Regions from separate parts of the Mus musculus genome. Here region 2 is linked to region 1. The links are chromatin loops, found by intact Hi-C in ENCODE. Cell type or tissue: heart. All regions are shown on one strand. Each heading gives the region's core, and the rest is flanking DNA. Links, peaks and the distances in the headings are about the cores only.

Region 1 (15,472 bases), core at 4,550-12,549:
AGAGACGCATCAGTGGCTACATCACTGAAGACAATGACTTCTCTCCTAAAGGCCCTGCCCTGGACCAGGTGTCCACCCGTGAGCCTTTTCCCACTATGGCTGAATGTTGAAAGGTTCTGTCTTGGGGCTGGAGAGATGGCTCAGTGGCAAAGAGCACTAACTTGCTCTTCCAGAGGTCCTGAGTTCAATTCTCAGTAACCACATGGTAGCTCACAAACATCTATAATGAGATCTGACGCCCTCTTCTGGTGTGTCTGAAGATAGCTACAGTGTACTCATACACATAAAATAAATAAATCTTTAAAACAAATAGATTAAAAGAAAGAAAGGAGTCAGGCATGGTGGCGCACGCCTTTAGTCCCAGCACTTGGGAGGCAGAGGCAGGCTGATTTCTGAGTTCTAGGACAGCCTAGTCTACAAAGTGAGTTCCAGGACAGCCAGAGCTATACAGAGAAACCCTGTCTCAAAAAAAAAAAAAAAAAAAAAAAGGAAAGAAAGAAAAAAGGAAAGGTTTTGTCCTTTTAAAAGCTTTATGTAAGCAACTGCAGCTGATATAAGTACCACAGCTGGGGCTAGAGAGGTTGCTCAGTGGTTAAGAGCACTGACGTGGATTCAATTCCCAGTAACCACATGGTGGCTCACAACCATCTGTAATGGGATCTGATGCCCTCTTCTGGTGTGTCAATGTTGGAGTTCGTCAAAAGACCCTCACTCACAAAGATTACAGAGATCACCATCGCTGCAAACCACAAGAGAATGTTTTTTGTTTTTTGTTTTATTCCCACATGTTGGGGACTCCCCTTTCAGCACACAGGCCAGAGGAGAGACCCAGAACAAAAGAACACACTTTTTAATACCTTTGTAAGGGACAGATTTGGACAATAGGGCTAGCTGGCCTATTCTCATTGGTGTAGCAAGTAACCTCTTCAGGCATTGGTTGGTTTGCATAGTGACTACCTCTGGCCTAGCAACTCACTTTGCTTGCCCCCATGGTGGGTTATTAGAATTTGGTCAGCAAAGCAATAGTACATTTTGAACTTATGGGTCAGCTATCAACATCAGGGGAATCCTAGCAAGGGCAGGGCGGTTTGTGGTTTTTTTCTCAGAATTCAGTGTGGGAGTGTGGAGCGGGGTAGAGGAATTCTTCTGAGAACTGTTATTTTTGTTATGGTTATTTCTCTGAGAACAGCTAATATTATTTTGGCAGTTTGCAGGCTTAATCATTTTGACTGCTAAAACTATGTTTTTACATTTGTTTAGTCAGCCAGCTTCCTTATCTGGCTCTGCACTTGGCCTGCTAGTACAGTTTGGAAAGTCCTTTTCAAAGGGGGAAGGTACTGGGTGGTCTTGAATTCATTTTGGATATTACATCTGAAGACAGCTACAGTGTACTCATACATGAATAAATCTTTCCAAAAAAAAAAGAATACCAAGCCGGGCGTGGTGGCGCACGCCTTTAATCCCAGTACTCGGGAGGCAGAGGCAGGTGAATTTCTGAGTTCCAGGCCAGCCTGGTCTACAAAGTGAGTTCCAGAACAGTCAGGGCTACACAAAGAAACCCTGTCTAAAAAAAAAAAAAACCCTCAGCTATGTCATGCTTATAAGTCAAAGGTTTTTGGTTTGGGTTTGGTTTTTCAAGACAAGGTTTGTGTCTGGAACTCACTCTGTAGACCAGGCTGGCCTTGAACTCAGAAATCTGCCTGCCTCTGCCTTCTGGGTGCTGGGATTAAAGACTTGTGTTACCATGCCCAGCTTTTTTTTTTTAATTAGGTATTTTCCACATTTACATTTCCAAAGCTATCCCAAAAGTCCCCCATACCCACCCCCTCCAATCCCCTACCCACCCACTCCCCCTTTTTGGCCCTGGCGTTCCCCTGTACTGGGGCATATAAAGTTTGCAAGTCCAAAGGGCCTCTCTTTCCAGTGATGGCTGACTAGGCCATCTTTTGATACATATGCAGCTAGAGACAAGAGCTCCGGGGTACTGGTTAGTTCATATTGTTGTTCCACATATAGGGTTGCAGTTCCCTTTAGCTCCTTGGGTAATTTCTCTAGCTCCTCCATTGGGGGCCGTGTGACCCATCATGCCCAGCTTTGATCAGTTATATAGTACTCCTCTGAACTCTCATTCTTTCTGCCTCTTCCTTGATGTTTTCTGAGCCATGGAGGGGGTAGTATAGGTGTCCTGCTTATAACTAAGTACTCAATAGCCATTTATTCTCAAAAATTTGACCAGCCATGAGCCTAGACACAGATTGATGTTTTTAAAGATAGTTTTCTGTATTATTTTATTTTGTGCTTTTTGATGTTTTACCTGCAGTGATAGCTGTGTGTGGTGTGTTTACCTGGTATCCACAGAGATCAGAATAAGGCCTTGGGTCCCTAGTACATGGTATATAACAAACTCTGACCTGGCTAGCCATTCAGCTCAGAATGCAGAGCAGCCACGTGGGTGCTGGGAACTGAGCCCGGTCTTCTAGTAGAACACCAGCGCTCTTTACCATGGAGGGGTTTGGTGGTGGTGGTAGTGGTGGTGGTGGTGGTGGTTGGTGGGTTGTTTTTTGTAGCCTCCCCCGGCCTTGAAGCAGGCTGATTCATACCTCGCTGCCACTCAGTATGAGACCACCTGGGGTGGAGCCTTCCACCTGCCTCTGCCTCCCAAGTGCTGGGATTAAAGGCATGTGCCACCACTGCCCGGCTGATTGGTTTTTGTTTTGTTTTGTTTTGTTTTAATTCCTGACTGTCCACAAAGTTAGTCTGCAGACCAGCTAGGCTGGAACTCAGAGATCCACCTGCCTCTGTATCCCTGTGCTGAGTCAAGTTTATTTTATGTACATGAGTACACTGTGGTTCCCTTCAGACACACACCAGAAGAGGGAGTCAGATCCCATTGCAGATGGTTGTGAGCCACCATGTGGTTGCCAGGAATTGAACTCAGGACCCCTTGAAGGGCACTCAGTGCTTTTAATCACTGAGCCATCTCTCCAGCCCCTCCAGTGAGTTTGTAAAAGCTTACTTTTCAGGGTTTTACCCTCTTTTCCTCACCTGTTCTAGCCCAACTTGGACTCTGACCCCTTCTGCTACAGTTCCTTCACTCTCTAGATTTCTGAGCACTTACCTTTGTTGTCCTGGAAAACTACTTCTCTTCAAGTGAAACAACCTTCCTTGATGTTAAAGGGAGATTGGGATGCTCTGTTCTGGGCCCTTGCCTCCTGTGTTCTGAGCTGAATGGCTAATTAGATCAGTATTTGGCCCCCCCATTGACCCCAGGAACACTGACTTGCTGGGTCTAGGGTTTAGGGAGAACTGATTGACATCCAAATGGGCTGTGTGAGGACCACTAAATAGCTTTTGAAGTTCTGCTTTTGGTTTGGTACCCCAAACGCCAACGATCCATTTGGTCTCTGTAGGGGACCTAGAAGCATAGGTCTATGTGAGAGGCAGTGATGGGAAGGGTGGGGACCCTTGCCTATATTCTCATCCTAGGAAGAGAACAAAACTGGACTGGAATCTGGCTTCTGAGTTTATTCCTCCTTCCAGGCTTTGTACAGAGTGTGCATCTCTGCAGGAATACCCTCTTTCTTTTCCAGATCCCAAACTGATCCCTTTCACCTCTCAGTCTCTTTTCTCCTCTTCTAAGCCAGACAGGAACCTGGACCTTTCCTAGGAAATTTGGGAGCTGTGGAGAGCGCACGCCATTCATACATTTAACATGTTAAACATCTGTCCTGTGCTAGGTCACCGGGCAGATAGCTTGCTCTCCTGGTGACCATGGCCTAGTGGGAGGCAGGCAAAGGTGCTTCAGATGAAGTGCGCCATTTCTGAAGCCCAAGGGAAGAGTTCAGCAGAGACCCCCCTAACCATGGAATGCACGGTGTCACTGCAGCGAGCTCAGAAGTATCATAGGATCCTGTTCCAGCCAGCAAGAAGTCAGAGGCTGAGGGTAGAGTGGGCTTGAGAGAAGGCAAGATTAACCAGAGAAAATGAGCCGGAGTCCTCAAGGTTCTCACTGGGAAAGGGAGGGACATCATGGAAGGGCTGTGAGTTAGAGGGTGTACTAGTCAGGGTTCTCTAGAGTCACAGAGCTTATGGAGTGTCTCTGTATATTAAAGGAGATTTTTTTGGAATGACTTATAGTCTGCAGTCCAACTACCCCAACAATTGGCAGCTGTGAACGGGAAGTCCAAGAATCTAGGAATTGCTCAATCCCACAAGGCTGGGGGTTTCAGCTGGCCTTCTGCAGAAGCTGGAATCCTGAAGAAGTTCCAACAGATGAGCTGGCAAGTAAGTGCAACCAGGCAAAAAAGAAGAAAGCCTTCCTTCTTCCATTGTCCTTATGTAGGCCTCCAGCAGAAGTTTATGGCCTAGATTAAAGGTGTATACGCCTACATTTGGAATCTACTCTATCCCAGGCTGACCTTGAACCAGAGATCTGCTTGCCTGGAGGTCTCCTGGGATTAAAGCATGGGCCTAAACTTTTCACAGCCACTATACCTCAAGATCTTGATCAAAGGCCTGTGTTATCCCATGTCAAGATCCGGGTCAGAGTCCTATGTCTTCCAGACTCAAGATCTGGATCACAAAGCCCGCCTTCCATTTCTGGATTGTATGTTGCTCATTCCAGATGTAGTCAAGTAGACAACCAGGAATAGCCACCACAGAAGGAGAATGAGTGGTGGGGCCTAACTTAATGATTCATGGTGTCCACTGGCACACGGAGTGCATTCCTCCAGAATTAGGGGATAAAGTGGAAAGCCAGCAGCAGAGGTGCTGTGGGACGAGGGTAGTTTGGCTTTGCAAGAGTAAAAGCAGGCAAGAATTATTGACTAATATTGTAGGTTAGAAAGAATTATTGACTATCCTAAGATTGTAGGTTAGAAAAACAGGAAGTTGGTGCTGGAGATTGGCTCAGTGGTTAAGAGCATGCGGTTTTTACAGAAGACCCAAGTTTGCTTTCCAGCAACCATAGTGGATGGCTTACAACTGCCTGCAACTCAAGTCCATAGGATCCAATAACTCTGGCCTCCAAGGGTATTCTTGTTCATGGCCACATACCTCCCCTACTCCATGACATTTAAAATAATAAAACCAAGCTCGGTGTGGTGCCACACACTTTTAATACCAAACCTGGGGAGGCAGAGGCAGGGGATCTCTGGGTTTGAGGTCAGCCCAGTGGTCTACATAGGGACTCTAGGACAAACACTATAACATAGAGAGACCCCATCTCATAAAACCACGAACAGGCTGGAGAGATGATGGCTCAGCAGTTAAGAGCACTGACTGCTCTTCCAGAGGGCCCAAGTTCAATCCCCAGCAACCACATGGTGGCTCACAACCATCTGTAATGGAAGCTGATGCTCTCTTTGGTGTATCTGAAGACAGCATAAATAGTAAATAACTCTTTAAAGACAGCAACAGTGTGCTCATATACATAAAATAAATAAATCCTTTTAAGAGTCTTAAGCACACATATCTGTATCTACCATATATGTGTATTTATCATATATGTATTATCATTTTAGGTGTGCAGAGTTTAGGATAGTGTCAAGTCTGTGGACAAAGACTGAAGAGATAGTCCGGCAGTGGTGGCGCACTACTTTAATCCCAGCTCTTGGGAGGCAGAGGCAGGCAGATTTCTGAGTTCGAGGCCAGCCTGGTCTACAAACTGAATTCCAGGACAGCCAGGGCTATACAGAGAAACCTTGTCTCAAACACACACACACACATACACAAAGACTGAAGAGATGGCAGGGTCACTGTGAAAGATGGGAATTCCTGGCTTGCTCCTCATGGCTTCCTCAGCCTGTTTTCTTTTTTCTTTTCTTCCTCTTCTTTTCTCCCCCCCCTCCTCTTTCCTTCCTTCCTTCCTTCCTTTCTTTCTTCCTTCCTCCCTTCCTTTCTTCCTTTCTTCCTTTCTTCCTTTCTTCCTTTCTTCCTTTCTGTTTTGTTTTTCGAGACAGGGTTTCTCTGTGCAGTCCTGACTGTCCTGGAATTCACTTTGTAGACCAGGCTGGCCTTGAACTCAGAAATCCACCTGCCTCTGCCTCCCAAGTGCTGGGATTAAAGGCTTGCGGCACCACGGCCCAGAGATCAGCCTGTTTCAAACGGTCTGTCACTCCGAGTAGAGTTGGGAGTGGTTTGGATCTGAAAGTCTGAACCATTTCTCTGTAGGATTCTCCTGCAAAGAACAGGGCTCGAGAGCTCATGTTGGCACTTTAGCCCCTGTCCGCACAAGCCTGAGGACTCTTTCTCTCTTTCTTTCTTTCTTTCTTTCTTTCTTTCTTTCTTTCTTTCTTTCTTTCTTTCTTTCTTTCTTTCTTTCTTCCTTCCTTCCTTCCTTCCTTCCTTTCCTTCCTTCCTTCCTTCCTTCCTTCTTCCTTTTCGTTTTTTTTTTTTTTTTTTTGGTTTTTCGAGACAGAGTTTCTCTTTATAGCTCTGGCTGTCCTGGAGCTCACTTTGTAGACCAGGCTGGCCTCGAACTCAGAAATCCACCTGCCTCTGCCTCCTCGTTTTGTTTTTTGAGACAGGGTTTCTCTGTGTAGCCCTGGCTGTCCTGGAGCTCATTTTGTAGAACAGGCTCACCTGGAACTCAGAAATCCACCTGCCTCTGCCTCCCGAGTGCTGGGATTAAAGGCGTGTGCCACCACTGCCCTGGCCTCAGCCTGTTTTCTTAGAGAACACAGGACCATCAGCCCAGGGATGGCACCACCCACAGTGGGCTGGACCTTCCCATGATCACTAAGAAAATCTCCTACAGGCTTAACTGCTCACATTCTGATCCTCTGGAGGCTTTTTTGAACTGAAGTTCCCTCTCTTTTTTTTTTTTTTTTTTTTTTTGCCAAGTTGACAGAAAACCAGCCAAGACATTGGGCCATGTAGTAAACCTTTGTCTTTAAAAAGAGGGAGGGAGCTCAACTCCCGATTTTGTCCACAGTGCCAGCAAAGGTCACGGTTAGCCATTCCCGTAGCAATCCTGACTCCTAATAGCTTGGGTGCTTGGGGAGGTGGTGCATCAGTAAATCCCAGTTGAAAGAGTTGAAAGCAGTGCCACTCTTCTGAAGTCTGTGGTCTTCTGGGACTGTGGTCATCTGAGGATGATAGTTTAGCCAAGATGTTCATACTGGCCAATGCCCAAGGTTGTCCAAGCCTTCTAGCACCTCCCCACCCCCTCTTGGCTCTGGACTTCTGACTGTTCCTAGTCTTGGCAGAGTGTCTCGATGACTCTGTACTGGCCTTCACCAGACCAGTCTGTAGCAACCTCTTACAGATGCAAGAGATTAAAGTAGGAGGCAGTGGGGCCTAATGTATTGGTTAGTGGGCTTTAAAATGCCCTGTTCTCTGGGGCTAGAGAGATGGCTCTGTAGTTATGAGCACTTGTTGCTCTTCCAGAGGCCTACAGTTTGATTCCCAGTACCTATATGGTGCCTCACAACTGTCTGTAACTCTATTACATTAGACTGAAGTCCTCTTTCTGACTTCTGCAGGCACCAGGCATGTATGTGATACACATACATGTAGGCAGAAATACTCATACATCTAAATAAAACAAATAGATCGTTTAAAAACAAAACAAAACAAAACTTTCTAAGCTGTGAGGTGATGGCACACACCTTTAATGCCAGCTCTAGGGAGGCAGAGGCAGGGGGATCTCTGTAAGGTTGGGGCCCAGCTTGGTGAGTACCAGGATACCCAGAACGGCCGAGAGAAATCCTCCTGTCTCAAAAAACCAAAATACAATTTAATAAATAAATAACTTCCTATTTTGCTATAAAAACTAGAATTGTTGGCATTAACGTGGGGTCAGCTGTTTACCAAGAAGAGGGAAGGAAGAGGTGGGGGGTGGAGCAGAAGTCTTGGGACCAAGCAGTGTCCCAGAAGCACAGTTGGCCTTCAGAAGGAAGTATGTAGAGGGTTATTTCTCAGAAGCACTGGTCAGTTCACCCCCAGAGTGTTGGCATATTACTGGGTGTTGAGCCTTTTGCCTACTACCGTCTGGGCCCCAGCTCCTCGCTCCAGTCAGTCTTATGCCCTTCCTGAGTCCTCAGGCTTGCGCGGACAGGGGCTAAAGTGCCAACATGAGCTCTCGAGCCCTGTTCTTTGCAGGGGAATCCTACAGAGAAATGGTTCAGACTTTCAGATCCAAACCACTCCCAACTCTATTCGTGTGCTGCACTTACAGAGTGACAGACCGTTTGAAACAGGCTGATCTCTGGGCCGTAGTGCCGCAAGCCTTTAATCCCAGCACTTGGGAGGCAGAGGCAGGCGGATTTCTGAGTTCAAGGCCAGCCTGGTCTACAAAGTGAGTTCCAGGACAGCCAGGACTGCACAGAGAAACCCTGTCTCGAAAAACAAAACAGAAAGAAAGAAAGAAAGAAAGAAAGAAAGAAAGAAAGAAAGAAAGGAAGGAAGGAAGGAAGGAAGGAAGGAAGGAAGAAAGAAAGAAAGAAAGAAAGAAAGAAAGAAAGAAAGAAAGAAAGAAAGAAAGAAAGAAAGAAAGAAAGAAAGAAAGAAAGAAAGAGAGAAAAAGAAAGAAAAAAGAAAAGAAAGAAAGGCTGTTTTAGCTTCTTCTCCCAGACCTGCTTCTTGGGTTCTAACATGCATTTCTACCGGCAAGGCAGACAGTAAAAGTTTTCTGGACGTGGGCGGCCAAACCTAGATGCCCCTGGGGATGCCAGTGTAAAGGCCGTATAAAGGTCCTGGACAGCTGCTGGTCACCCGAGTTCCAAAACACTAACTTCCTCTTTTTTTGTTTAGAGACCATTCACCCATAGCAAATGAAGGGCATGTTTTTGGTCCTTGTGCTGTGGGAAGGCTAGGAATTAGGAATGAGAACTACTTGAGTGGACTTTGAGAATTGTTCTGTGTTGGGTTCACGGTGAGGTGAGATGGGGCTGTGTAGGAGCAGGGCGACAGCTGGGATGATAAGCGGCTCCCATCGGTTGGTCGATCGATGCGTTCGGCGCGCAGCAAAGTCCCGGAGGTGGGCATGGGCGGGTGGTGAGCTCCGGTGGGAGGGACGCTCGTGGCGGAGAGTTGCAATTGGTAGAGCCTTAGCAAGAGGCGGGTCTTAATTGACTGGTATCTGCGAGCGGTGGGGTTAACTAGCTGAGCTGCGGCCCGGGCCTAGGCACGATCCCTAATCTCTAAAGCAGCCCCTTGGACCTGCGACCACAGTCTCACGCCATGGATCGCCATCTCTGCACCTGTCGCGAGACCCAGCTCCGGAGTGGCCTCCTGTTACCTCTGTTTCTACTAATGATGCTGGCAGACCTGACGCTCCCGGCCCAACGTCACCCCCCGGTGGTGCTGGGTGAGACTCGTGTTCAGGGTGGTGGTGGGTGGATCCTGCAGGATCCAGTGCAGCCAGGGTCTGGTGGGCCAACTGCTCTGTTGTGCATCTGCTTTAAGCACGAAACCCAGAGCATTTGGTTTCTAACCTGGGTCAGTTCGGTTAGCCCACCTCCCGCCATACCGGGCATGGGTGTGGTCTGGAGCCCTCTGAAACGTGAGAGTAAAGGGAATAGATAATGTCTGGCTTTCCACTCCACCTAACTGCAACAGCTCCAAACCTTGCCTCGCCATGCCCCCATTTCTTAGCTGGAAAGACTGAGGCAATTCAACCCTACTTCAGCGGGTTCCTAGGCAGTCTCAGAATCGGTCATTACCTCCTACCCTCTCTATTTCACAGGGAATGAGTGGTAGCAAGTTCTATCCACGCTGGCCCCCAAAAGCATTTCTCTGCTCTCAGCTTATGGAATGGATGGTATTGACTTTCGAGGAGATGGCCTAAGGGAAACAGGGTGGCTAAGGGAAGGGAGGAGAGAGGAATGGGGTTGGGACAACAGTCTTGAACTGGCGTTGAGGGAGTCCGGGAGTCTGAGAGCATGCCTCCACTCTCCGCTTCCAGACCTAATTACTCTAGGCTGTACTGAGGCCAGGTGACATTCCCTGCCCACTTGCTCTTCTGTCTTAGACTTGGCAGCGGAACAGAAATAACAATGTTTCTATGTGGTAATAGGCCAGGCTAAAATCTCTAGGAGTCTTAGATGCCCCATTCAGCCAATGGAAGTCGTTTTGAACTGGTGTTTCGCTGGCCAGGACTCCTGAGAACAGAGACATGCTGAAACGTACGCTATATATATGTTTATGTATGTATATGTGTGTGTGTGTGTATATATATATATATTTTCTTTCTGCTGGAGCATAAATTCCTGTGCTCTTTCTTCCCTTTTTTCTTTTTGTCTTGTCTTAGACAGGGTTTTTCTGTGTAACCCTGGCTGTCCTGGAACGCACTCTGTAGACCAGGCTGGCCTTGAACTCAGATACCCACCTGCCTCTCCCTCCCAAGTACTAAGATCAAGGGTGTATGCCACCATGCCTAGCTGAGAAACCCTCTCTTGAAAAGCAATGTCATTCTAGGTCAGCGAAGGGGATGGGGGATTCTGAGCCTAGGTTCCCTTTGAGATTTGTATACAGCTGGACCTGCCTCTCTCAAGCTTCCTGGATGGTAGTAATAGTGCCTCTCAGAGAGGTCATCCTGAGAGGTGAGAGAGAGAGGTGTGGGAGCGCTGGGGAAGCCTTCCTGGAATATGCAGGAAGTAAGGTGGCTTGGAAGATTGCTCCAGGCTGGTCAGCATGGAACTGGGGGAAGGCAGGAGATATGGGTGGTGTAGAACTTGTGACTTGGTCATCTGGACTTTAACCCTGAGGACCAGTGTGAAGAAGTCACGTGTGAATGTAAGAAGATCTAAGAATAAGGCCCATGACATTGAGATGTGTGTATTCTCTGACCACATACGCGTTTCCTACTTGAGGCAGAGTCTTTGTAGCCTTGTCTTCTTGCTGTAGATCAGGCTGGTCTTGAACTCACAGAGATCTGTCTGCTTCTCCCTCCCTAGCACTAGGATTAAAGGAGTGCACCATCACACCTGGCTTATTTGCAGCATAGTATCGCTTGGACAGATGGGCACTAACTGCCAATTAATCTATGCAGACTTTGGTTATCCTAAATCATAGCTGAGAAGCCTTAGACTCTGAAAGAATCTGAGCTCCTGTATCCTTGTGCATCTTTTCAAGGACCAGGGCTGCTGCCAGAGAGAGCTTTTTCTTGTTTTGTTTTGTTTTTGTTTTTCCGAGACAGGGTTTCTCTGTATAGTCCTGACTGTCCTGGAGCTCACTCTGTAGACCAGGCTGGCCTCGAACTCAGAAATTCTCCTGCCTCTGCCTCCCAAGTCCTGGGATTAAAGGCGTGAGCCATCACCGCCCGGCCAGAGAGAGCTTTTTCTAGGCACAAAAAGTGCTGCAGGGTCCTGAGTTAGTGGGAGAGGTAGCAGAAAACTGATCTTGGAACAGGGGGGTGGGATCTTAGGCAAACAGTTTGCATCCCTCTCAGCCTCAGTCTTCTTATCTGTTAAATGAACAAAGAGGGCCTGCAAGATGGTTCAGTGGACGAAGGGGATTGCCACCAAGCCTGAAGACCCGAGTTCTATCCCCAGAAGAAACCAATTCTGGAAAGTTGTCCTCCAGCCTCTGCACATGTGCTGTGTTGTGCTCTCGTCTTACCCCTGCACATACATGTAGACTAAACATAATTTGATAATGTGTATGAAAGTAAAGAGGACTCTTCCCAGGGTTATTTGAAGTAAAAGTTTTGTGTCTGGTTCTTGTCTATGTCTCAACCACCAAGTATCTCAGGAAGGGGCCATTGCTATTTTTAGAGGCCTCCCAGCCTGACCAGGAAGAGGGGTAACTGGTGGCTTCCTCTTTCACCCATTTCCTCGTCAGTGCATGGAGACATTGACCAGTCGTCATGCCCTGCTCATAGGTATGTCATGTCGAAGCTCCCATGGTGGGAATTTCCTGCATCAGCACCCACATCATGAAGGGAGTGGAAGGCACGTGTCTTCCCACAACACTCTGAAGACACTGGGATAACTGCTTAGGCAAGGACATGTGCTATGCTGGGTTCAAAGACACTGTTGAGAAAAGTCAAGGGGCTCTTTATAGTGACTGTGGGTCTCAAAAAGGGTTTTTTTTTTTTACCCCCTCGGGCGTTGGTACCACACCCCTTTGATCTTATCACGCAGGAGGCAGAGATAGGCAGATCTGAGTTCCAGGACAGCCAGGGCTACACAGAGAAACCTTTTAAAAAAAAAAGACGGGGAGGGGAGGTTGTCCTTGTAAAGTTGTACAGCCTGTGGATGTAGGTGGTGACCTGTAAGGTAACAGGCTTTAAATGCTGGGAGTTGAAGGGATGGGTGTAAGCTTGGGTGTTATCAGGGCCCTAGGGTTTGAGTGGCTCAAAGAGATTGACAGGAGTGGTATCCAGTCATGCTTGGAACTTGGTCACACCCCCTCGCCCCATGCCTGCTGTGGCTTGTTACTGCAGATTAACCATCACCAGCACACCTCTGCACTGCCTTAAGGCTTTCCACAGGACCTACCCTCTGCAACTTTCCTGGCCTTTAGCAAGGCCTACACATCTTGGTAGGTCTGCTGGAACCATTACAGATGTCTCTCATTTGTGTTTTTTATCAGGGCTCCTACTGATGAGCTTGCAATCCCAGAATTTGGCAGGTTGGAGAAGCAGGCTTTGGATGTCAGCAAGACCCTGTCTCAGACAAAAGCTAAAACTAAATAGAAGAGTACTGCCTCTGGGTTTAATTCTTGGTTTACCACTCTATCTTGTGTCCCACTGCCTGGGGGTAGAGAAGACCTTGCTTACCTTTTTTCCTGGTTTAAGCCTGGAGAGGGTGGTACATATCTAATATCAGGGCCATAGCACTGGCCAAATTCTGGAGGTTCTGAAAAACTCCCATGAGCCTCAAAATCTCTTCTAGTTAAGAGTATGATCTGGAAGCCGGGCGGTGGTGGCACACACCTTTGATCCCAGCACTTGGAAGACAGAGGCAGGCGGATTTCTGAGTTTGAGGCTAGCCTGGTCTACAGAGTGAGTTCCAGGACAGCCAGGACTACACAGAGATGATCTGGGTCCATTAACCCTAGAAACCATCAGTAGCTGAGGTCTCAGAGGGATCCACAGCCTCTCTCAGGGAAGTAACTTTGGTTTTTTAATTCCCTTCTGAATGGCCAACGAGGAAGTTCCATTCGAGATCGTGGAGAAGTTATTTTCATCCCATAACAATACATCCCCCCACCCCAAACTCCCACCCCCAAACATGCCAGGCCTCTCTTTAAGCCTCCACTATCTGCTGGTAGCTTCTTTCCCATTAATGTGGCTCTTGTTTTTGTTTGGAAATAGGATCCCATTGTGTAGCCCGGGTTGAGTTAGCACGAACTTGATCCTCCTGCCTCAGCCTCCCAATTACTGGATTTACAGGTATCCACTGCGGTCCCCCGATAGTAGGGGCTTTTCTTTGTGAAGGTGGTGTCCTGGCCTTTTCTGATTTTCCCAACCCTGGCGTTGTACTTCAACTTGAGAGTGGGATTGCAAAGATGTGCCATGGTATTCATCACTCTGGGTGGCTCTTTTGCAGACTGCAAGAGGCTTGGGGGTCTCCAGCCTGCTGGGGCCTGGGGCCATGCCTGTCTTTTTCTCCTGCAGTGCCTGGTGATTTGGGTAACCAGTTGGAAGCAAAGCTGGATAAGCCAAAGGTTGTACACTACCTTTGCTCCAAGAAGACGGACAGCTACTTCACACTCTGGCTGAATCTGGAACTGCTTCTGCCTGTTATCATTGACTGCTGGATTGACAATATCAGGTGAGGGCTGGTGCACACAAGATGATGGATCGCTCATCCTAGGGGCCTAGAGAGGCCTTCAGAGTCCTTGTCCTCATTCCTCAATAGATGGAAAAATGATATCTCTCTCTCCTAGGCTCTCCTGCCCTTGATCTGGTCTGGTCTGGTCTGGTCTGGTCAGCACTAGCTTACACTCTCAGAAGCATGAATTTCTTTTTCTTCCTGCTAGTTCCAGTTCTCCTTCTTCCAGTTCAACTATCAGGTTTTAAGCTCAGGTTTTGTTTGTTTTATTCTTTTGCCTAACCCCTATTCACAGACTCTGTGTGGTTCCCCTTCCTCCTTTGCCTGGGTCCTGGCTAAGCCTGCCTCTCTGGCTGCTTTTTTTTTTTTTTTTTTTTTTTTTTTTTGGTTTTTCAAGACAGGGTTTCTCTGTGTAGCCCTGGCTGTCCTGGAACTCACTTTGTAGACCAGGCTGGCTTCAAACTCAGAAATTCGCCTGCCTCTGCGTCCCGAGTGCTGGGATTAAAGGCGTGTGCCACCACACCTGGCCATAACTGTAATTTTACTACTGTTATGAATCATGGTAAGTAGCTAATATGCAGGATATCTGACATGCAACCCCCACAGTGGTTGCAAACCAGACTGAGCAGTATTGCCCTAGGTTGGTTCTTGGCACCCACAGGGTAGCTCACAACTCTTTGTGACTTCAGTCCCGGGGAATCTGTTGCCCTCTTGACTTCTCTGGGAACTGTACACACAAACGCTCATACACAGAAAATAAAATATATAAAAATCTCAAAAAAAAAATCAAAACAAAGCCAAAAAACCGCCTTTGCTGGTAACTCACCCTTACAAAATTGTGTTGCCAAGGAACTGGGTTTTACTAAATTCCATATAGGATATATATATTTCTGTTATAAAGTGAATTTTATTGCCAACAGAGTGTGGTGGATCAAAAACTCCATTCTTACTTTACCCATCATCGTCATCTTGCTTTTAAGAAACATGTATATATATGATCAATCTAAACCTGATCAGTTATTAACCATAAATATGTTTATAAACTAGAAACAATGTGGGTGTGGTGGTTTGTCTATAATCCCAGCATTCAGGAGAGATGCTGAGGCAGGAGGATTGCCACCAATTTGAGGCCTGCTTGGGTTACAGAATGAGTACAAGCCAGACTTAAGTAGCAAGACCTTGTCCCAAGACCCAAAACAAACACTGACAGGTGGAGTGACTCCTTTTACGTGCCAGCCGATCAGCGGTGTTCAGCAGGTTAAGTTATGAGGGCTGAGAAGTAAACATTTTAATTGGATGGCAGAGGTTTTAGTGGTCTTTTTGGTTTTTGTTTGTTTGTTTGGTTTTGGTTTCAGAGACAGGTTTGCTTCATGTAGCCCTGGCCGTCCTGGAAGTCACTCTATAGACAAGGCTGGCCTCAAACTCATAGAGATCTGCCTGCTTCTACCTTCTGAGTGCTGAGATTAAAGGCTTGTGCCATTATCTGCCAGACAAATACAAATGACTTCTTTTTTAAAAAGATTTATTTATTTATTTCATGTATGTGGGTACACTGTCGCTGTCTTCAGACAGACCAGAAGATGGCATCAGATCCCATTACAGATGGTTGTGAGCCACCATGTGGTTGCTGGGATTTGAACTCAGGACCTCTGAAAGAGCAGTCAGTGCTCTTAACCACTGAGCCATCTCTCCAGCCCAAATGGATTTTTTTTTTTCTTTTTGGTTTTTCAAGACAGGGTTTCTCTGTTTAG
Region 2 (15,472 bases), core at 3,555-11,554, 260 kb after region 1:
CTCACTAAAAGGAGTCCTCAAGGAAAAAGAACATTGTGTCCAAGCTGCAGGCTTCTTCACAAGGAAAATGTGGGAGGGACTCTTTCCTCTAAGTCTTCTCTTCTTAGGGGGAAGCAGGCATGTTTGCACGAGTTTGTCACAAATCATTTGTAAAAGAAAACTGCCTGGCATCCCTCACGGCTCTGGAAAGCACCCACGGTTAGTTCTGGCTGCAGAGAGGTTAGCAAAGATGCTGAGACGACAAGAAGAGGCATCTCTTATTTTATTCTATTAGTATTCATTTTATTTTTTGTTTCTATTTGTATGTGTTCATTCACATGCACCGTGGCACACATGTGTAGATCAGAGGACAACTTGAAGGAGTCAGTTCTTTCCCTTCCCCGTGTGAGTCCTGGGGATCAAACTCCTGTCCTGAGACCTGGCAGCAAGAATCTTTGTCCACGGAGCCATCACCCTGGCCGTGCTCCCACTTGTGATGATGGGGTTTCATTGTTTTTATTCTGACCCTGTTGTGACGTAAATCTACTAAGTGTGCTACTTCGGGACTGGCAGGGCTATGTCCAACTGTGGGCTCTGAAGTACCCATTCTATCCCATTAATGATCCCAGAATCTCATCAAATTGTCCTTAAAGTTACTGATGTGACAAGCAACCATAGTTCTAGTGGTAAACGCTCTTCCTTTCTCTGATAACCTTAGAAGGGAGGTCTGTGGAAGAGGACCTATGTCTCTCCAGTTCCTAGTCCCCTTTGTCCAGCTGGCTCCATTGATCCCAGCCCTGTCTGTTGATTCATGAGAGTCCCACAGCTACATATGGCTAGCTTGACACTCCCATATCCCTACCCATAATTCTTTCTTTTGCTCACTCTGGAGGACACATAGGTAGTCATCTGTACTCGGGATGCGGAGGGCAAGTGCACCAGGCAGGTGAACCCAGAGAAAGAGGCAGAGCTTAGCTTCTTGGACCATGAAAAGAAGGGATCCAAGTTCCTACAGGAATGGACAGCCACTGTTGTGGGTGGTTGGGCATCAACTTTTGCTTCTCTTGTTATGGTCTTCTACATTGTGTAGGGGTGTCCACCCTTCCATCTTCCTTCCCATTCGTTCCCAGTTTCAGATAAAGACCTTGATGGATCATCAGTAGGTCCCATCCATCTGGCCACAACGATCAGGTAAGGGATAGATCAGTCCCCACCGAACCAGAAGGGATTTTGATGGGTCTTTTGGGGAGACGTTCTCTGGACCATTCCTAAAAACACCTAGAGTAAGGCCTGCTCCATCTTCTGATGGCTCGAGTGCGAGGCCGGGTCCAGAACACTTTAAGCCTATGCTGTGTTAAACATGTCCAAGGCTCAACAGGAAGCTCAAAGCCAGAGGCAGGCAGCCAGGGAGAATTCCAGAGCAGTGAAGCGTGTCCTGCCTGAATCTTGGCAGGGACCCTCGACTCCCTCTGGACTCTTCGATTACATGAGTCAACCCATTCTGTTGTTTGTTCTCTTTTTGGGTGTTTTCCTATGAGTTCTAGTGGGAGAAAATGCTGAATGACCTCACAAAAGTGGAATTTTACGACTTCTGCTCTGGGACCGGGGCAACCTAAGTCCTCAAGAAAGAAGAGCAGACAAGAGAGATGGCTGCTCCCTGTCTAGAGAAATAGCCATGTCCCCCCAGCTCAGCAGCAATGGGAAGGTGGTCTGGGGTGAATAATTTCTAAGGGGACAGAGAGGAAGCAGATCTGGAGAGAGAAAAACTGACCAGAGTTCTCACGGCTGGAGGCTCCCTTAATTAATTCACCTGCCTGGTAACTGCATAGTAGAGTCCACTTAAAGAAATCAGAGAAGCTGCCACTTTGAAAGATGTGTGGAGGTGGGTGGGGGAGGAGGCGGGTAATTACGCAGGGAAAATCATTCTTGATATTCTTCTAGAAATATGCACGCAGCAGGGAGAACAGCCAGAGAGACAGGGGGAGAGAGAATTAACAGAAAATATGCATTGTGCCTCTCAATGGCGTGCAGAGGCAGAGAGAACAACTAGCACCTCACATGCCTATCTGACCCCTGAATCCTTTCAGGGAATATCTGAGACTTCATAGGACACCCCTGGTGGCTCTCTGTATGTGTGGTCTGTGTGTGTGTGTGTGTGCTCTGTATGTGTGTGTCTGGTCTGTGTGATGTGTGTGCAGTCTATGTGGTCTGTGTGTCTGTGCATGTGTGTGTGTGTGTGTGTGTGTGTGTGTGTGTGTGTGTGTGTGGTGTGATCTCTGTGTGTGTGTCTATGTGTGATGTGTGTAGTCTGTGTGTGTGTGTGGTCTGTGTGGTGTGTGTGTTTTTTTTCTGTGTATGTGTATATATGTGTGGGTGTGTGTGGTTTGTGTGTAGCATTTGTATGTGTGTATCTGTGTGTGGTGTGTGTGTGTCTGTGTGTCTGTGTGTCTATATGTGTGTAGTCTGTGTATGTGTATCTGTGGGGGGGGTTGTATGATCTGTGAGTGTGTGTGTGTGTGGTCTGTGTGTATCTGTGTCTATATGTGTGTAGTCTGTGTATGTGTATCTGGGGGTGGGGTGATCTGTGAATGTGTGTGTGTGTGTGTGTGGTCTATGTGTATCTGTGTGTCTGTATGTATGTGTGTGTGTCTGTGGGGGGATCTGTGTGATCTGTGAGTGTGTGTATCTGTGTGTGGTGTGTGTGTGTCTCTCTCTCTCTCTCTCCCTGTGTGGTCTGTGTGTATCTGTGTGTCTCTCTGTGCTTGGTCTGTGTATGTGTGTGTGTGTGTCTGTGTGATCTCTGAGTATACATGTGTGTCTGTGTGCGGTATGTGTTTGTGTGTGTGTTGTGTTCAGTTGTTTTCCACCTTCTGTTTTTGTTTCTACCTTATTTTTTGAGGCAGGTCTCTCAGTGAATCTAGAGCTCATCCATTCAGCGAGACTACCTGGCCAGCAGTCCCCAGGGGTCCTCATGGTTCTATGTCCCCAGTGAGGACTTGATTTTTATGTGGGTTGGAGAAGACTAAACTCAGTTCCCCATGTGTGTGTTCATAACCCACACCAGCTCTTCCTGCCCTATGGCCAGTGGGGCTGAACACTTTTCCGGACTTTTCACGCCCAGGGAAAACAGAAGAGAACTTACATTCAGCAGGGGAAGGAGCTATAATGAGCCAGAGAGAGCCCTCCGCCCTATCTCTTTTGCCCACAGATCCCATGGACCCACACCCTAAGTGACAAAGGGGCACCGGAACTCTGAGAATCAGTTCTGAGGTTGTGAACATTGGACACAGATAATTATCCAGCTGTGAGTAATCTGAATGGTTCTCAGGGCTATTTCTGCATAATTATAAATATTTGAGGATATTAAACTCCCAGGTTACACATCGAGGCTATTATTTGAGCTTCGGTGGGCTGCTGAGTGGAAAATGCAAACATCTTCCCATTCCTCCCTCCTCAGGCACTTACAATACGTTGTGGGATTCAACAGAAAAAACCCTAGCACCACAACAACCTGGAAACCAAGTCCGTTGCTAATATTTCTAAATAGCTTAAAAAAAAAAAAAGGAATGTGATCACTCTAGTTAATTGTGGTGGGTTTGCAATGCATTTTTTCTTCGAGGTTTAGGAAAGCAATTACCATCAAACAACCTACTTGTGCCTCCATTGTGATAAAATGTTCCCCTCTAATGGGATCCGCACGCCACACAGTGGGTCTTTATAGCACTCAATGCTTCCAGAAGTGTTCGCATGAGGGGGCTCCTTGGCGTGCAGTCAGAGTTGTGACTAGCTCTCAGAACCTGTCACGGCACAGGATTCCTAATGGGAGACAGATCCTTCTGAACAGAAGCTGGTAAGTAGAGTGCCATGGAGAGACACGCCACCCTACCTCTGCCTGGTGGTCCATGAGATGCTTAGAGGGAGAGGCCAGCCTCCGGCCCTTATCAGCTCATCCTGTCTTTGTACCTACTGACATCTCCTATTGCCCAACTCCCTCCAATCCTGGAAAACAGAGGGTCTCTGTCAGACATCCTCTGTGTCCCCTGCCATCTCCTATGCCAAAGCTGTCTCCTGCTTGACCACAGCTTCCACACAGTCTCCTAGGGGTGACTCGCCATTCTCCATCCCCCTTTCCCATTATCTCTGGAAGCCATTGTTCTGTGCTTTAGAACGTCGTGCACACATCTCTGGAGCTTCTTACATGCTATTCTCTCTTGGTAGTCCTTAATTCTGGGCCTTTGCTTGCCTCTGCTCCCATCAAAGACCTGCCTTTGAGCCACCCTGGTCACAATTCGCTCCTCTCTCTGCCACATTGAGACTTGACCTGGTAGAGTCATGGCCACTACAGTGCACTACAGTGACATTCCTACCACACCAAATCTCTGGGCTACAGCTCAGTATGTCGTGGTTCCTTCCTTTTGTTTGTTTGGGGTTTTGGGGTTGTTGTTGGTTTTTTTTTTTTTTTTTTTTTTTTTGGTTTTTTATTTGTTTGTTTGTTTGTTTGTTTAATTTGGGACTCCATGTCTACCGATATGTTTCCCTCTCAGTGTGTCCCGTCTTCCACTCTTCACTTACAATGTTTCCGTCTGAAGTCTGCACCCCACTCCACCCCCAACTAGCTGGCCCAATGGGAGTTTTGACGCCAGCTTTCTCTGTCCACTAACATCAGACCCCAGTTGCTAGCGTCTCTATTTACCACATCATTCCCCACAGGGGTCCCCCTAGCACGCACTCTTGCTCCAGGCTAGTAAGACAAGAGGGAAAAAGCTTACCCAGACAATCTAGCATCGTTTTTTTGTTTTGTTTTTTTGTTTTTTTCTGGAAACCCAAGGTCTCAAACCAAGGTGGGACAAAGCAGTACACCTCATACAAACGTCTAGCAGCCCCATGCCTGGTTTCTTTTTCACTCAGTATGCTTAGGTCGGTAAAGGTGCAGAACAGGATGTAGAGCCCAGTCAGTCCAGGCTAGCCAGGTGGATCCAGAATTCTCTGCCCAGAGCCCACAGGCTGCCACAACGCAGACAGAATGGGCCCTGGGCGCCCCCTAGAGACTATGAGGACCATAGCCACTAAGAGAGCCACCTTGACTTGAGAGGGCTCTAGCATTAATTCCTGCCGTGTAACTAGAAAAATGACCTCCATAAAAATGGGCAAGGACAGAGCAGAAATGTTTGACATGAAATACAAATGCCCAATAAAACTTCAAGCTGATGTTTTCAAAGGCAGGATCTGTCGCAAGCCCTCACAAGCAACAACTCCTTTTAATCTCACAGCACTCATAGGGAGGGGTCGATCCTTCTGAGCCGACAGATAATAAAGGGAGACACCCACGGGCTAAATGACCAGTTCGTGGCCACAGAGCAAGCATCAGAGTCGGTATGTGATCTGGCAGTGAGAACTAGAGTCTAGAGCCTTATCTGAGGCAACTCTCGATATATTAAAAACAAAAATGAAGTGTAAATTAAAACCATTCATTTAATAAACTGAGGGAATCCAGTAAGGATGGTTTCATCCTCCACATAGCCTTGGGTCAAGCAGGATTCTGGACACCCTTATACCTGTTCCTTTCCCACAGCCATCCAAAGGCTTGCTATCTTGAAAGCTCTTGAAGGAGCCTAAAATTTGAGTGTGTTGGCCCTGAGTCAGGCAGCCTGGCCTCAATTTAAGGCAGGGGTTTTCAATCTTCTTAATGTTTTGAGACCCTTTAGTGCAGTTCTTCATGTTGTAGAAGACTCCCCCACACCATAAAAATTATTTGTTGCTACTTTATTTTTAAGATATATATATAATATATAATGTATATGAGTACACTGTAGCTGTCTTTAAGACACTCCAGAAGAGTGCATTGGATCCCATTACAGATGTTGTGAGCCACCACGTGGTTGCTGGGAATTGAACTCGGGACCTCTAGAAGAGCAATCAGTGCTCTTAACCACTGAGCCATCTTTGCAGCCCTCGTTGCTACTTTTTAACTGTAATTTTACCAGTGTTATGAGTTGTAACACGAATATCCATGTTTTCCAATGGTCTTAGGCAACCCCTGTAAAAGGGTTGTTGGACCTCAAAGGAGTCACGATCCACAGGTTGAGAACCGCTGAGCTAAGCTGTGTTATCTTTCCTTTACTCCAAAGACAAAAACAAGGGGAGAGAAAGGTCAACGGGAGGTGGCTCCAGGAAGGTGAGCCTGATTCGTCCCCAGCACGGGCCACCCTTCAAAGGCCATCCCCTACCCTCACGATTTTGGTCTCATCAGGTTCCTTTGAGACTTAGATAACTCACTGTCTGGAAACAGATGATCATAGGGTTCTCCGGTGTTTAGTGCTGACGGGTGTCTGTTGAGTCTGTGTTCTGCTTGGGGTCCTCCGTGTCCTGCTTAGGCTACCTCAATCAAGAGTGTGCATGTTTGTCGGATGAGCCTAAACTAGGGAGGTCAGCCAGGGTGAGGGCTATTGGGGCCAGCGGATTATACCCCTTAATCCTAGAACCCCAAGATATTCCCCCCTCTCTCTCTTTCTCTCTCAGGCAACAATCCTTTGTCATCCCCCTGGACTTCTTCCTGTCAGGAAGTTTCTGCTTCTTTCCACTCAGCAAGCTGCTAAGTAAACACCTTGTGACCTCTGTCCTTCCTGCAGCAGCTGCTTAGCAGCCTGCTCTCTGGAGGTCCTCACCTTACAGAGGCAGCTCCCTTTGTTTACCAGAACGTATCATCTGTCTCTGGATTGGCTTCCTCTGGCCCTGGTCCCCAAGAAGGGAGAGTATTAACATGGCTGTCATAAGACTGTCCCTCTGCCATTGCTGTAGGTGGCAGGGGCATCTCTCTCAGACCATCCAACACAGCCCCCGTTTGTTTGGTTTTTTTTCCCCCCTCTCATTGACTCTTTATTTGCTGACCTTTGTTACTGTTGCCTAGATACCCTTTTGGGTCCTTAAACTTCTCTTAGCTACCCTGTCTGGTACCCTGAGGCCGTATCTACATAACCGCTTGACAGAGAGTTAAACACAGTTAAACACACAATAATCATTTCTTCTTCCCTCTTTCGTTTCACCTTTCAGTGAGGAGCAAAGGGGAGAACCATATTTATTGAACATTACCCATAGAGCCAATAAGCAGTCTCTTAATACTGTATTTTTTTTCCAGAAACAGTGTCTCTTCTGCCCTCACAGAAAAACATGTGGTCAAGAGGAAATTGAATCAAGTCCTTTAATCAGCCACAGTAGTATTCGAATCATTTAATTTAGGATCTGACAACCACAAATTACTCTATTTTTCAAGCCAATTTTAGCCAACCAGGAGAACTGGCCCCAGTCAACTCAAGTTTAATAAATGCCTGATGATGGCAGTTTCAGAGGAAGTTTTTCTTTCTTTCTGTTTTTGATTTCTTGGAAATGTTCCCTTCCTGGCTCCCCGGGGCTGAGAGTGAACCCTGTGGGCAGAGAGCGCCAGCCACACCACACCGGGCAGCAGCGGGCAGCACAGGGAGCCATCACTTCTGCCACTGAGGCTTTTCATTCCTGGCCCTGAGTTCTTTTGGCCAGGAAAACAAGTCAAATCATATTAGAGGCAGGCAGGCATGGCCCACGGCGGCGGCGGCTCACCCGCGCTGGCCTCAGACCTTTCAGCACTTTCTGGAAACCCTGCACCGGAAGTAAAAAAAGATGGCTTCGGAGTCAAAACAACATCCGCCGGACACGCCAGAGATGGCAGCTGTCACAAAGCCAGTAAGAGGCCAAAGGCATGATCTCACGTTCAGAACCAGCTCTACATACAGCAGATGAGGGTGAGCAGGGAGAACCCACAGGGCTTCATCCTTCCCTCGCTGGAAAGGACAGCCTGCACCAGACCGCTGCTTTTAAGCTGGCACTCCCATTGTCCCTCCAACAATGCAAAGATTCAGATACTCAGGTCTGTTTTGCGTTGCCATAACTGAATACCTTACGTTCAGCTTATACAGTAGCGTATAAAGCCTTACGGTTCCGAGGCTCCAAGGGTCTTCTTGAGGTTGAAGAACTACATCTATCGAAGGTTCCTCTCACTAATGGAGACTATGTGTAGATTTCCGAAGTGGTGCAGGGTTTTACATAGCAAGAAAGATGCATACAAGGGTCAAAGCCAAATTTATGTAGCAGATGTGCTCTCAAAATAGCCTATTACCCATTAATCCAACAATCCTTCATGACCTATGTTTGACCCCTGGAACTGCATGATGGGAGGAGAGATGAACCCTTGAAAGTTCCTCTGATCTCCACATGCACATATCTCATAACACACACACATACACACACACACACACACACACACACACACACATGCATTTTAGGTATAAATATGAATAATAATGTTTATTCACAAATAGACTATTTTTTAAAGAATCTGGGGAATATAGAATCTACACAACATCCATTGTTTTAGACTGCCTTGATCGGGGATGTGCTACGGCACAAACAGAACGCTCAACAGCAGAGTCTGTGGAGGGTGGATGTAACGGCAAGCACCCGAGGGAATCTCTGGGAGAAAGCTGGCTAAGAAAGCCCTGTCAGGCTCCTGGGAACTGTCTAGCCACTGGCAGTGTCTTTGAACCTGGAATAGTTCGCTTGTCTCCGGGCTCTGCAGGTGGAGGCTTGCCTTTTTTTTCTCTCCATCAGGGGCTCTAGTTCACTGAGCTGCTCAGACATTTAACACGATCAGTTCACCAACCTCCATCAACTAAGGAGACCCCTACTCTTGGCCCCTTCCAAGAGAGAGAAAGAGACTCAAGGGGACAGGGTGAATCATACAGTCTAGTCAAAGTCTGCTCAGGCACATGGACCATTGTTGAGAGGCTGCACCCAGAGCCTCCTGGGAAAGTGTTCTGGATTGAATGTGGGGTGTCCCCTCATAGGCCCCAGCACTTGAATACTTGGTCCCCTGTTGGTGGCACTGTCTTAGAAGGTACTCTCCTTGATGGTGGCTCTGAGCCTTGTATGCATCCCTCTTGCCAGACACTTACTGTGCCCATTTTTAAAATTTTTATTTTTTAATTATTTACTTATCTGTTGTGTGCTGAAGACAAAGCTGAGGGCTCTGTACACGCTAGGTGGGCGTTCCTAATGAAGTTTCCCAATGAATCTTGATTATGCCAGTATCTTTACGTACCCTTGAACCCGGCCTTGATTTCTGATCCTCAGACACAGAACACTTGTAGGAAGTAAAGAAGATAAGAAGTGTATTATAAACAGTAAATAATGTCTCCTCCAACCAAGACCCAATGGAAGCACAAAGAAAACACAGACACATGGAGACTGGAGATTTGATTTTGTTCTGAAAAAGAAAAAGAATATTCTTGAAATAAACACAAGAATAAAGTTTATTTTATTAAGTCCCCACCAGCAAAGCAAGACAGACAGAGCTCTCCGGATTCAATTCTTGAACTTCACGCTGTCAAAATAAGCCATTTCTCCCTTTAGTTGCTTCTTGGTCTATGTTCCGCCATAGTTAGAAGTGAGAGGGTAGTAGAGCCAGGCATGGTGGTTCTTTCCTGTCATTCTGACACCTAGATGTCTGAGGCAGGAGGATCTTGAATTCCAGGCCAACCTAGGCTACACAGGACATTCAAGGCTAGCCTGGGTTTCATGGTGTGATGCTGTTCTCAGCAAATTAAAAGCTATGGAAGCTCCCTGGGAGAACACCCACCTAGCGTGTATAGAGCCCTGAGCTTTGTCTTCAGCAACACAACAGATAAGTAAATAATTAAAATATAAAAATTTTAAAATGTGCACAGTAATGGAGATTTGAGGGATGGTGGCTGAAAACCTTATGTACCCTGCCTCACTGGTCACTCTCCCAGATAGCTGAACCCTCAGCCTAGAACAGTTTCCCCATGAATCTTGATTATGCCAGTATCTTTTTGTATCCTTGAACCCCATCCTTGATTTCTGATCCTCAGACACGGAACACTTGTAGGAAGTAAAGGAGATAAGAAGTATATTATAAACAGTAAGTAATGTCTCCTCCAACCAAGACCCAATGGAAGCACAAATAAAACATAGACACATGGAGACTGGAGATTTGATTTTGTTCTGAAAAAAAAATATTCTTGAAATGAACACAAGAATAAAGTTTATTTTATTAAATAAAATTTTAAAGCTGGAATAGAGTCACACACCTTTAATCCCAGCACTCAGGAGGCAGAGGCAGGTAAATCTCTCTGAATTTGAGACAGAACTACATAGAGATCTACACAGAGAGTTCCAAGCCAGCCAGGGCTACATAGAGAAAAAAATTAAATATGATCATATGTATGAAGGTCTATAAATATGACTCATTAAACATAACTATTAAGTACTTTATCTGTGCCCCCTTTGTTGTTTTTTTAAAATGTTTTATGTGAGTGTTTTGCCTGCATGTACATCTATATGTTATGTGTGTACCTGCTGCTTCTGAGGCCCTTAAAAGGGCATTAGATTCCATAGGCTCCGCTGGGACTGGTTGTGAGCCTCCATGATGGGAATCGAACCTGGGTCTTCTGTAAGAACAGCCAATGGACTTAACTGCTGAGCCACCCTCTTTGTCCTCGAAATCTACCCCATGGTGGCTAGAGGTGTACCTCAGTGAGCAGAGAGCTTGTCTAGTGTTCACAAAGCCCCGTGCTCTCTTCCCAGCATCACACACACGCTACCTGTGGAGGTGAATTCCTATCCCCAGCACTCAGGAGGATTAGAAGTTCAAAGCCATCCTCTGCCATGCAATGAATTTGAGACCAGCCTGGGATACATAAGATGCTATCAGCAAAATAAAAAAGAACGCTCCCAGGGCCGCTTTTTCCTTGCCCTTTGATTCTATGTGAGGCATAAAGTCCTTTTATAGCTCTCTTCTTTACCCTAGCACAGCTATGCCCTCAGCTTCTTTCTGCTGCTGGCTTTTACTCCTGCCAGGGTTTCTGTTCGTGTGTGTATGTGTGTGTGTACGCGCAGAGACTGATCCTACAAGATAGTTCCACACCATTCTTTTCCTGAAGATGTGGATTTCTGTTCTTTTCCAAATGTCTCTGGGGAGAGTGAGGGTCTCTGTCCTTATATGAGAGGGAAGGTGTCCTGGCCAGATAAGGACACCTGTATCTGAAGCAGGCACCCCACAACCCCCACTTCCACTATCCAGCTGCTTATTTTGTCCCTTTTCCTGACTAAACCTGTTCAGAGAAGAATTACGATGCCCCTTTGTCTGTGTTACTAAAGGGTTCCAGAACTGCTTGGTCTGGAGGCAAAATAAAACCCATGTTCTAGGCAAGCCGGATGGCTCAATGGGTAAAGGTCCTTGCTGCCAAGCCTGGAGACCTCAACTCAATCCCCAAGACCTACAAGGTAAAAGGGGAGAATCAATTGCCACAAGTTATCCCTTGACCTGTATGGCATGTGTGTGCCCTCACCCACTCACAAACTAACTAAACAAATGTAATAAAATTAAAAATAAAACAAGCAAGTTCCAGGAAGTGGAAGAGGAGGCTGGAGAGAGGAAAGGGCCATAGGTGTGGTGCAAACAAGAGGACCCTGAAGTCAAAGCCAGCCGTGGAAGGAACGCAGGACTCCGGGGATCTCTATCCCCAAAGGGGTGGGGTCTGGGTTTTGTTCTCACTGTGGCCCAGGAGAAGACAGATGGTCTGAGAAGAGAAAGCAGTGCCCAGAGAACATGCATACCAGCAAGTCTATCTCGGATGATTAAATGGCAGTGGATAAATTTAACTAACGTGAGTAATGGGGACATGGAGGGGAAGTGAAGAGACATAGAATATTCTAGCAACATAAGGAAATGAGAGGAAAATGACTTTGCAACAAAATGTCAAACGTCTGTGCCTGGAGGAGATGTAATCTGGCCATTGCAGGCTCAGGGGAGCGGGGGAGTCTGCGGTTATTTCAAGTAAGTTTTAATTCACTTTAATAACAAATGGCTAAATCCCTTCAGACCCATGTCCTGGAACAGAACTGGGAGTCTGAGAGAGCCGTCTTTGTTAAGAGGGGTGGTTTCTTGTTCGTTGTGTTTGTTTGCTTGTTTTTTAAGTTGTGCTTCTATCCAGCCAGCCAGCCAGCCAGCCAACCATTTATTTTTGATTGAGTGAAACTAGCTGGTCCCCTGCCAGTCTACAAGAGATCCGAAACAGCTGAAAAGACAGAGATACCTGAACAGAAAGTATCGATGTAGACCTAACACTTGGTTCATGGGACTGACCTGTGATTGAAGGAAGGCTTGTGGGATGATACCATAAGGGCTTGAACGTCACGCTGGAGGATTGAATGAGTTCACCAGACAGACGACTAAGCCGGGAGCAATCCACACAGAAGGGCTTGCTTGAGACAAGGGTGACAGTACCACGTGCAATACTGGGGTGCTTGTTTTAATCATGGCTGGAAGGGATAACCAGGAAGAGGAGATGGGACGAGAGGAGAGGAAGGCCAGGGAGGAGATTCAGGACCATTAGACCCCTAATGAGAAACATCTCAGGAAGAAAGAGCCTAAAGACATGACCCCCTTCAATCCACCCACTGCCCAACTTAAGCCTCAGCCTTCAAAACGCAACTCAGATAATCACTTCCCCCAGAAGTCTTTCTGCCTGGCTCAAGCTGGAGTGGATTACACTTCTCCTATGCCGTGTCTTCCACCCACTCCTCCACACACACACACACACACTTCTGGGTGCCTTCCTGGATCCTGTCTGTGGGATCTTCTCCCAAAGATGGATAAAGTACTCTGGAAAAGAGCAATAGTTCTCAAGAAGAGGAGAGGAGAGGAGAGGAGAGGAGAGGAGAGGAGAGGAGAGGAGAGGAGAGGAGAGGAGAGGAGAGGAGAGGAGGCAGGGCAGGGAGGGAGGGAGGACAAGGCCTAGTTTAACAATGTGTCCTTTAAGAAAAAAAAATATAGCCGGGCATGGTGCCGCACGCCTTTAATCCCAACACTTGGTTGGCAGAGGCAGGCAGATTTCTGAGTTCGAGGCCAGCCTGGTCTACAAAGTGAGTTCCAGGACAGCCAGAGCTATACAGAGAAACCCTGTCTCGAAAAAACAAAACAAAACAAAACAAAAAATTCCTTTTCTTTGTGAAGCTCAAGATTAAACAAAGAACTTGTACACATTCCAAGATGGAATTCTGGCCCGTTAATTGCCTTTTTTTTTTTTTTTTCAGAGACTGGGTCTTGAAAATGTTAATAAATGAAAACTTGATTCTTGAATCTTTCGGAAATAATGTCTTGACAGCGGAACGTCATGGCAGTGGCCTGCACTGTGTCAGTAAGCACACTGACCTCAGCCCTAGCCATGCACTTCTCTGAAAATGGGGGGCGGGGTGCAGAAGGACATGAGAATCTTCTCTAGGGAAAATCTACTAAGGGGAGGCAGGAAGTCAGGCCAGAGACTCACCTGTCACAAGGAAGAGTTTACAGCACAGGGAGAAGATCATTTGAATCCCACATGTGACATTCAGTGGTTTGGTAAGTTTCTTATATACTGCTTATATTCTCCGAAGCTATTTTCTTACATGTGCAATGCAGATTAGAATATCTATCTTATCCACACACACACACACCCAAAAAAAACAAACAGGGATGGAACCTAGGATATAATGCATGTGCGGCGAGGGTTCTACCACTGAACTATAACCCCAATCAATTCTATTGGTTCTTAAATTCAAGTTAAGATAATGTATGTAAAACGCAAGGCCTGGTTCTGGCAGGAATAAATTTGCCAAAGTACCCGGTATGTTAGATTTTTAGAACAGTAATGTGCCACAGTGACCAGCAGATGGCGATCGATGCCAGCGGTCTGAAGAACGCCTTAGGGTCCAGGCACAGGAGGTGTTTGGTTTTACTGGAGCAAGGTGTGGTGGCTCCTGTAATCCCGGCACTCTCAAAGCTGAAGCAGCAGTATCGCCTGAGCACAGCCTGAGTTATTATGAGTTCAAGCTAGTTTGAACCACGGGGAGGAAGTGAAAGAGTGGGGAGGACTTGCTTCCTTGCACCCCAGCAACCTAGAGTGAACTCAATTCAGCCTCAGACGACGAAAGCTAAAGTTATGCTGACCCAAAGCAGCGTTCAGGAAGTATTCTCTTGATTTGGTGTCTTGGTGAGGGCAGGAAAACAGTCAGGAACTGAGGTTCCCTGTTCACAGGTTTTCGTAACTGAGCCCAGGTACTTTCAATAAGGGCCCATCCATCGCCTCTCACTAATTTTGTTGGATGCTCCTGTGTTACAAAGGCTATCTCAGCTGGAAGGCTGAGCCCACTGCTGATCCAGTGTGCAAGAGAGGGCCAAATGGTCCTGCCTGTTATCCTACAGCGGGTGCGGAGTAAGGCATCTGGCGTTATTAACCGGTTTCTTTGGCTCCCCCAAGCTTGAACAAGGTCACACTGAGTCCAGTATCCACCTCTTAGGCAAAAAAGGGTGGCCTCTTGCCCACCAGGGCACCAGGTGGGAGTGGGGGAGGGCACTACTCGGATACCTGGGGCTCTTCCTCCGTGTCCCAGCACGTTCTGTCTTTTCCATCTCAAAACCCAGGAATCTGAAGCATATGTGGAGGCCGTTGTCAGAGAGACAGCTCTAAGAGGCTAGACGTCTGGTAGTTCTGTGAATGTACAGTTCTGAACTTGCTGAGGACACAAACACTCCTTGATCAGCTTCTTAATTCTTGTGTTTGGCACCAAACAATAACCGCTACCCAGGGACCAGGGCAGAGAGCCACACTTACCCTTGGAGGACCCCGTGGCTAAGAGCATCCTAAGGGTCCCGGCTTTGCAGGTCCACTCCTGGACCATGAGAAAAGAGCATCATGCGCTGTGCCTGTTGATCCAGGGAGTCGCTACTCACAAGCTTATCCCTGCTCTCACTGCCTGCACGAAACAACCACCTGAACAGCCAACCGCAAACCGGAACTAATTACACCTCGACCTCTGGCAAGCCCCAGCCCTTGTGCGGGACAATTTAGAGAGTCAATAAATTCTTCTGAGCTTGGGTTTTCCATTGCATGCCTTACTGCTGTGAATGCGGCTCCTTGCCTACTGAAGGGTCTAGTTGGTCCCTCTCCAATGGCAACTTCAGGCTTTATAAACAATGGTCTTTGAACAAACTGAAGCCCCCCACCCCCCAATCTTGTAGACAATGCGTACAAATAACGTCATAGGGCCAGAGAGACGGCTGGACGGGTAAATGCACTTGCAGAGAAAACCTGAAGGCTTGAATTCAAACGTCGAAAGGTGGAAAAAGACAACCAGCTCCCAAGTGTTGTCCAACTTCCCTCTCCCCAACACACACAGACACACACACACACTGACACAGTCACAGAGATCGTTCTGTCTCTGCACCCACCACCACTCCCCCTGCAAGAATAAAAGGTATGGGCAAATACGTTTTACATACATACATACATACATACATACATACATACATACATACATACGTTTGTTTGTGTTGGGGTCCCTAGGAGATACTCTGGCCCCCATCTGTGAGCTGTGTGGCTGCCAGCGCTGGGGAACGAGCTGT

The links. Peaks named below come from ENCODE experiments on the same cell type or tissue, not always from the same donor. Only the 100,000 strongest peaks of a DNase experiment are listed, where the experiment ranks them.
Region 2: a loop joins it to region 1, with 4 times the contacts of the local background. A loop is called at or near these places in 16 of 42 quality-filtered maps.

Annotation. Positions count from the first base shown.
Region 1 is chr8:106,141,304-106,156,775 of GRCm38, forward strand. Pla2g15 (phospholipase A2, group XV) reads left to right here and starts at 9,051. Exons shown (of 6, transcript NM_133792.3): 1 at 9,051-9,310; 2 at 13,565-13,721. The coding sequence starts at 9,184. In heart, for the core only: no CTCF peak of the experiment used is centred there; DNase peaks (open chromatin) are centred at 6,738, 7,108, 7,888, 9,038 and 1 weaker place; H3K4me3 peaks cover 1,613 bases; H3K27ac peaks cover 1,739 bases.
Region 2 is chr8:106,398,455-106,413,926 of GRCm38, forward strand. Gm34026 (a long non-coding RNA gene) reads left to right here and starts at 1,591. Exons shown (of 3, transcript XR_387995.2): 1 at 1,591-1,796; 2 at 3,188-3,283; 3 at 7,115-7,949. In heart, for the core only: a CTCF peak has its summit at 5,028 (motif pointing left); DNase peaks (open chromatin) are centred at 5,007, 6,557 and 7,627; H3K27ac peaks cover 1,651 bases.